2 separate regions of the Mus musculus genome follow, and region 2 is linked to region 1. A link is a loop called in an ENCODE intact Hi-C map of the cell type or tissue named here. Cell type or tissue: heart. All regions are shown on one strand.

Evidence for each region. Hi-C counts contacts between places; a loop is a spot of excess contacts. Peaks named below come from ENCODE experiments on the same cell type or tissue, not always from the same donor. Only the 100,000 strongest peaks of a DNase experiment are listed, where the experiment ranks them.
Region 2: a loop joins it to region 1, with 6 times the contacts of the local background. A loop is called at or near these places in 31 of 42 quality-filtered maps.

The regions. Positions count from the first base shown.
Region 1 is chr15:97,951,634-97,954,133 of GRCm38, forward strand. No RefSeq gene overlaps it. Among named protein-coding and RNA genes, the nearest start is that of Tmem106c, 11 kb to the right of the region's middle. In heart, no CTCF peak of the experiment used is centred here; a DNase peak (open chromatin) is centred at 988; H3K27ac peaks cover 425 bases; H3K27me3 peaks cover 1,759 bases.
Region 2 is chr15:97,852,917-97,855,416 of GRCm38, forward strand. It overlaps Vdr (vitamin D (1,25-dihydroxyvitamin D3) receptor), which reads right to left. Exons shown (of 10, transcript NM_009504.4): 10 at 1,511-2,500. All of the region lies in intron 1 of Gm33690 (a long non-coding RNA gene), which reads left to right. Among named protein-coding and RNA genes, the nearest start is that of Gm33690, 6.7 kb to the left of the region's middle. In heart, a CTCF peak has its summit at 1,352; no DNase peak of the experiment used is centred here; H3K27me3 peaks cover 437 bases.

The DNA.
Region 1 (2,500 bases):
TGGGCCAGGGGGTTAGAAACTTTCCCTCTCTGCCTTCCTCTTCTTTCTCTGTGACCTTTCTGAGGTCCCTAGCACCTCTGGACACAAACCCTTTCAGATCCAAACGCTCCGGGAGCACGGGATGAACAGTGTCCTTTTGCACACCTGAGAGCTAGCCACAAACGCCCTGCTAAATGGATGTCCAAGACGAACACCAAAACGATGGCAGAAATGTCAAGACACTAACCTGTTAGCTCCATGTGGTACCTTTAGACGAAAGCTTCTAAGGACCTGTTGGCCAAGACTTGGCAGAGTAAAAATAATTGACCTTTATTTAATGTCCACCGAATGACAGGCACGGCCCTAAAAGGCTTCTGTGGGTTAACTTACTTTATGATTTCAGCAGGGCTCCCCAAGAGCCTACTGAGGCATGGAAAGGGTTAAGGACAGTGAGGGCCTGGCAGCTGCTGGGGTTTTCTGGGCCAGCACTCATGTTTGGGTCTCCAAGCTCTTGAACCTGCAATTCTAACACTGGCAGAGTTCTGTCTGTTGCCTGGGGGGCAAGGATTGTGCTGTGCCCCACTGGGTCCCAGGGCCGAACACAAGGCTCAGAATGAGAGTCAGGGCTCCCAGGCAGGGTTGGCCTTAACTAGCTCAAGGTGTGTGTGTGGGCTCCTACCAAGCTTTGTGCAAATAACCTCTCCATGGCTCATGACCTCATGGGTAAAGGAATTCAAGCCCTTTCCCAGTCCTGGACTGACTAGATCTCAGCGGTAGCCTCTGGCTTCAAGAATCTACCTATTGCAAGGTGACTTTGCCAGAGGCACCAAAATCCCTTCCTGCCCCACTGTGCCAGAACAGATCAGGCCAGCCCCTGGCCCGCTGCTGCAGGAAAGTCTGTGTTGTGTGGGCTTCCTCGCCCTCACTGTGCCGCTTCCCCAAACCCTTCTGAGGAGGGGTACTCAGTCTGCATCTTGAGACGAGGCGCTGTCTGCTAGCCTCCTGCGCCCTCTGGTGGATGAAACAAGGAATGGCGTATGCTCCTTTGCGCGGCAGTCTTGAGTCCAATCAATCTTCCAGGACTGCCCTCTGCCCTCAGTCCCGTCTCTTCTCGATTTGGCTACCTTTCATTCAATTACTGTTCAGTGGGTCCCAGGAACATGACATGTGATGGGGACACCGTGTTTAAGTGTGTCACTGTCCGTGTTCCAAGGTTCTCTCTCTCTCTCTCTCTCTCTCTCTCTCTCAATGAGCGCTGACTTACCCAGTCCTATTCTCTGGCAGGCTCTTCTGGGAATCATCTCTGACCTCAAAGAGTTTCCAGTCCAACAGGACACACAGCCTGGCTGGCTAACCAAGTGACACGGGAGCTAGAGGGACAGGGTCCAACACAGACAGACCCGACGTCACAACAGCAACACTTAACTGGGCAGTGCCTGGTGTGAGCACAGTGGGAGTGTTTCTGTGTGTGCTCTCTGTGTGCGCATGTGCAGATTGTGAGCATGCATGTGTGTGGAAGAGGGCAGGGGGTACATTTGGTCAACCACAGGGGCTGTGCTTTGACAGCTGTGTAAAGAACATTGGGGTGTGGGGTCTATAGGGAAATTAGGCAGTTGAGGTGAGGTAGGGTGACCTGGAGGAGAGAATATTTGGCCCCAGGCATGTTCAGGAAGCTGTGTGGTTGGAGCATGTGGTGAGTGGGAAGAGGACAGAGTGGGAGGAAACCACCTCAGGCTCTGTAGGATTTGGATTCACACTGGGGGTGGGAGGGGCCACCAAAGGCCCCGCCTCATATGGAGAAGGAGGAGGTGATGAGACTTCCTTGTTACAAAAGGACACAAGACTAGACCACCAGACCCACTGGACAAAGGGGAAGGGACTGAAAACATGCTGGAGATGCTGTGGTCCTTATATGACAATCGTGTGTGCCGGAGTGGCCCCATCACTCTGGGAACCAGGCGCACATGTCTGTTAGATGGGGAGAGGCCACCCAGGGAAGATGGAACAAGATGACATGTTGGAGCGCCTGTCTCAGCGCCTGACCCATAATGCCCACTAAATTAGCACAGTTAGTCACGTCAGAGATTATCCAGCCAAGAAGGCTCTGACACTTGTCCAGGGCCTAGGCAGAGGATGCAAAGGAGCCGATAGCCACCGCACACTGTGGAACGAAGCGGTGGAGGACACCTGAGGATGAGACAGGGACTCTCCTTTACAAAACCCTCCCACAGTGCGTCACTGCCCTTCATCTCTAGTTACTGCTCGAGCTTCTGCACGCCTCGTCACACTCCTGGGTTTGCCACTGCCTCCTCCTCCTCCTCTGTCCACTTTCTCAGAGTGTATCCAGTTTGCCTGGCTGCTCTCAGGAAAAGGTGGTCGGAGTTGGGGGGGGGGGGGTCGGCAAGAGCTTTGCTGACTGAGCCTGGAAGTTCACTATCCTGGACAGAAGTCAACACATTAAGGGTTCACTGTACATTTTGGGTGACTCTCAGATGGGCTTCTAGTACTGTGTTTGCCCCTG
Region 2 (2,500 bases), 99 kb before region 1:
TGCAGTAGCACCATGGACCCAGACATGGCCTTTGACAGCAGCAGGACCTTACCACAGCTTCTCATTTCTGCCCGTTCCTCACCACCACCACATCTCCAGTTCCACCTCTCTCCACAGTGCCCACACCTCTCGGCTTAGCCTTTTCTCCCTTCTCTCTATTGTGTGTTCCGTCTTTCCCGGCTCCCTATCAAATATGTGCTCATTGTAATGGTGTCCACCGCAGGGCCAGGGCAGGCGCTTAGGCGTCTTCTTCCTTCCTTTGCTTTTGATGATTTTCAATTTTTCTTTTGTTTGTTTGTTTTTGTTTTTCGAGACAGAGTTTCTCTGTGTAGCCCTGGCTGTCCTGGAACTCACTCTGTAGACCAGGCTGGCCTCGAACTCAGAAATCTGCCTGCCCCTGCCTCCCAAGTAATTCAGCAGGGCATACTGCTGCATGACTTTAATTTCAGCGCTCGGCAGGCCGATCTCATGAGTTCAAGGCCAGCCTGGTCTAGAGAGTGAGTTCAGTAGCCAGGGCTACACAGAAAAACCTTGTCTTGAAAAAAAAATAACAGAAATTATGTGGTTCAACAGTGCAGGTATAGAACAAAGGAGAAGATTGGCCTGTGAAAACTCAAAATCTCTTTGATCTGATTTTAAGACGTTTTTCTAGACTGTGTGTTCTCCTGCATCATCTCTGAGAACACCGAGGATTTGAGCTGTTTCTCAGTTTCACATTCCTACAGACAGAGACAAGCCTGCCTCAGGCAGCTATGGGTTTCTGTCTCTAAGTCAACTTATTTTTCATGACAAAGGCCCCTAGCTCTGGCTCCAGGTTCCTCTATTCCCATCTCATTCTGCTGGGACATCTTAGTTTGTGGCTTGAAAACTTTTCAGATGTTTCTGCAAATTAAAGTAAACCACACTCCCAGGTTTCTGAACTAACCTTAAAAACAAGAACAAACAAACAAACAAACAAAAAACCTGGGTAGGACTCGGCAGTGACATTTGCAATTCCAAGTCCTTGGTTGAGAATTCTTGTGTGTATCTCACTCCACTGGGCCTCATGGAGCCGTATTTGTGCACAGGGGTTACTGTAACACCCTGAGTCTGGGCTGAGCAACAGTTTCTAACGCAAGAGCTAATGTTACCAGTGATCACTTGGCTTTCTTTCTTGATGTTCTTTGGCAAGGGCCACACCTAACTGGGGCTAACACATTAGGCCAAATACTTCTAGTGTGTGTGTGGGGGAGCACTCTGTGATCCAGCACCTCCATTTCCCCATCACTGAACGGAAGCCTTCACATCCTACTTAGGGTGGTAGCAAGAGGGCCTATCATTTGTCACACCACTTAACTCTGTAGGGGGCAGTAGAATGTTGCAATTAATTAAGACTTCCAGAGAGAGGTACCCGGGTCTAAATCCCACCCCTCCCTCACCACCAGTGAGCTTTGGGTGACGAATCCCCTCCGCCACGTGGAGACAAAACCAGCGCATCTTTCACGGGGTCCTTACAAAGAGCAAGCAAGTTGGTTTTCATGAGGCATTTATTTACAGCGGTACTTGTCACGTAGCAAGCGCTATGAAAGTGTGAGCATCTTTTATTATCATCGGCAAAGCTTTTTCATTGGTTTATTTGACAAGCTCCTGGAAACAAAACAAACAAACACTTTTGTCTCTCTCTCGGGAAGTCTCTTAGGAAGCTCTTTAGAGCCATGTCTGACTTCCACCAGATTTGTCATTTATCTCAACCATCTCTGGTGGCCTGGTTTGGACTCCTCCCCTACTTTCTCCCACGCAGGCAGCAGGAGGATTCTCCTATCTTGGGAAATCTTGCTGATCTCTCATTTTGGTACCCATTTCCGCCTCGGAAGTGTGAGCTCTTTCAAGGCCCTGCCTTTGTACATTCAGAATAAAAATAGATGATGCTGTTCTCTCCCAGTTCGGCTTCGGAATCCTACTTGGTCCTGCTGTCTTTTCCTCCCAGCTCCCTGACTTCCCTTTGGGCACTTCTCAGTGATGGACCCCTTGGGCTGAGAAACTGGTATTCTCTGGAGGCCTGTGGAGTTTCCTGGAGAGGCAAGGGCTGGGAAGACAGAGGCTTTCCAGTGCCTGATGCACACAAGGCTGATGCAGAGAGTCCTAAAGCCAAGTCTCACTCAAAGAGGCCAAGTGCTTGCCTCCTTAGGATGGGTGGCTGAGTTTATTACCCAGGGAAAAGGGATCGTAGTCCCAGACATAGGTTTATGCTGATATCCAGGGTTTCCTCATAGCCTGGCTCAGCTACCAGAGCAGTGGAAACAGGCTCACTACAAAGCAGCCCGGGACCATAAGTTCAAATTTTCTCCAGGCCTGGAGATGCTTCTAATTATATGAGCCCAGGTAAATCACACTCTCCTCTGATGTCAGGTTCTCATTATAAAGGAGTCGAACTAGCTTATCAACTTTCAGACTTTCCCTCCTGTTGAGTAGTAAGCCAGATCAATGTGTTCTGCTGCTAAAATCAAAGGTCTTTCTCTAG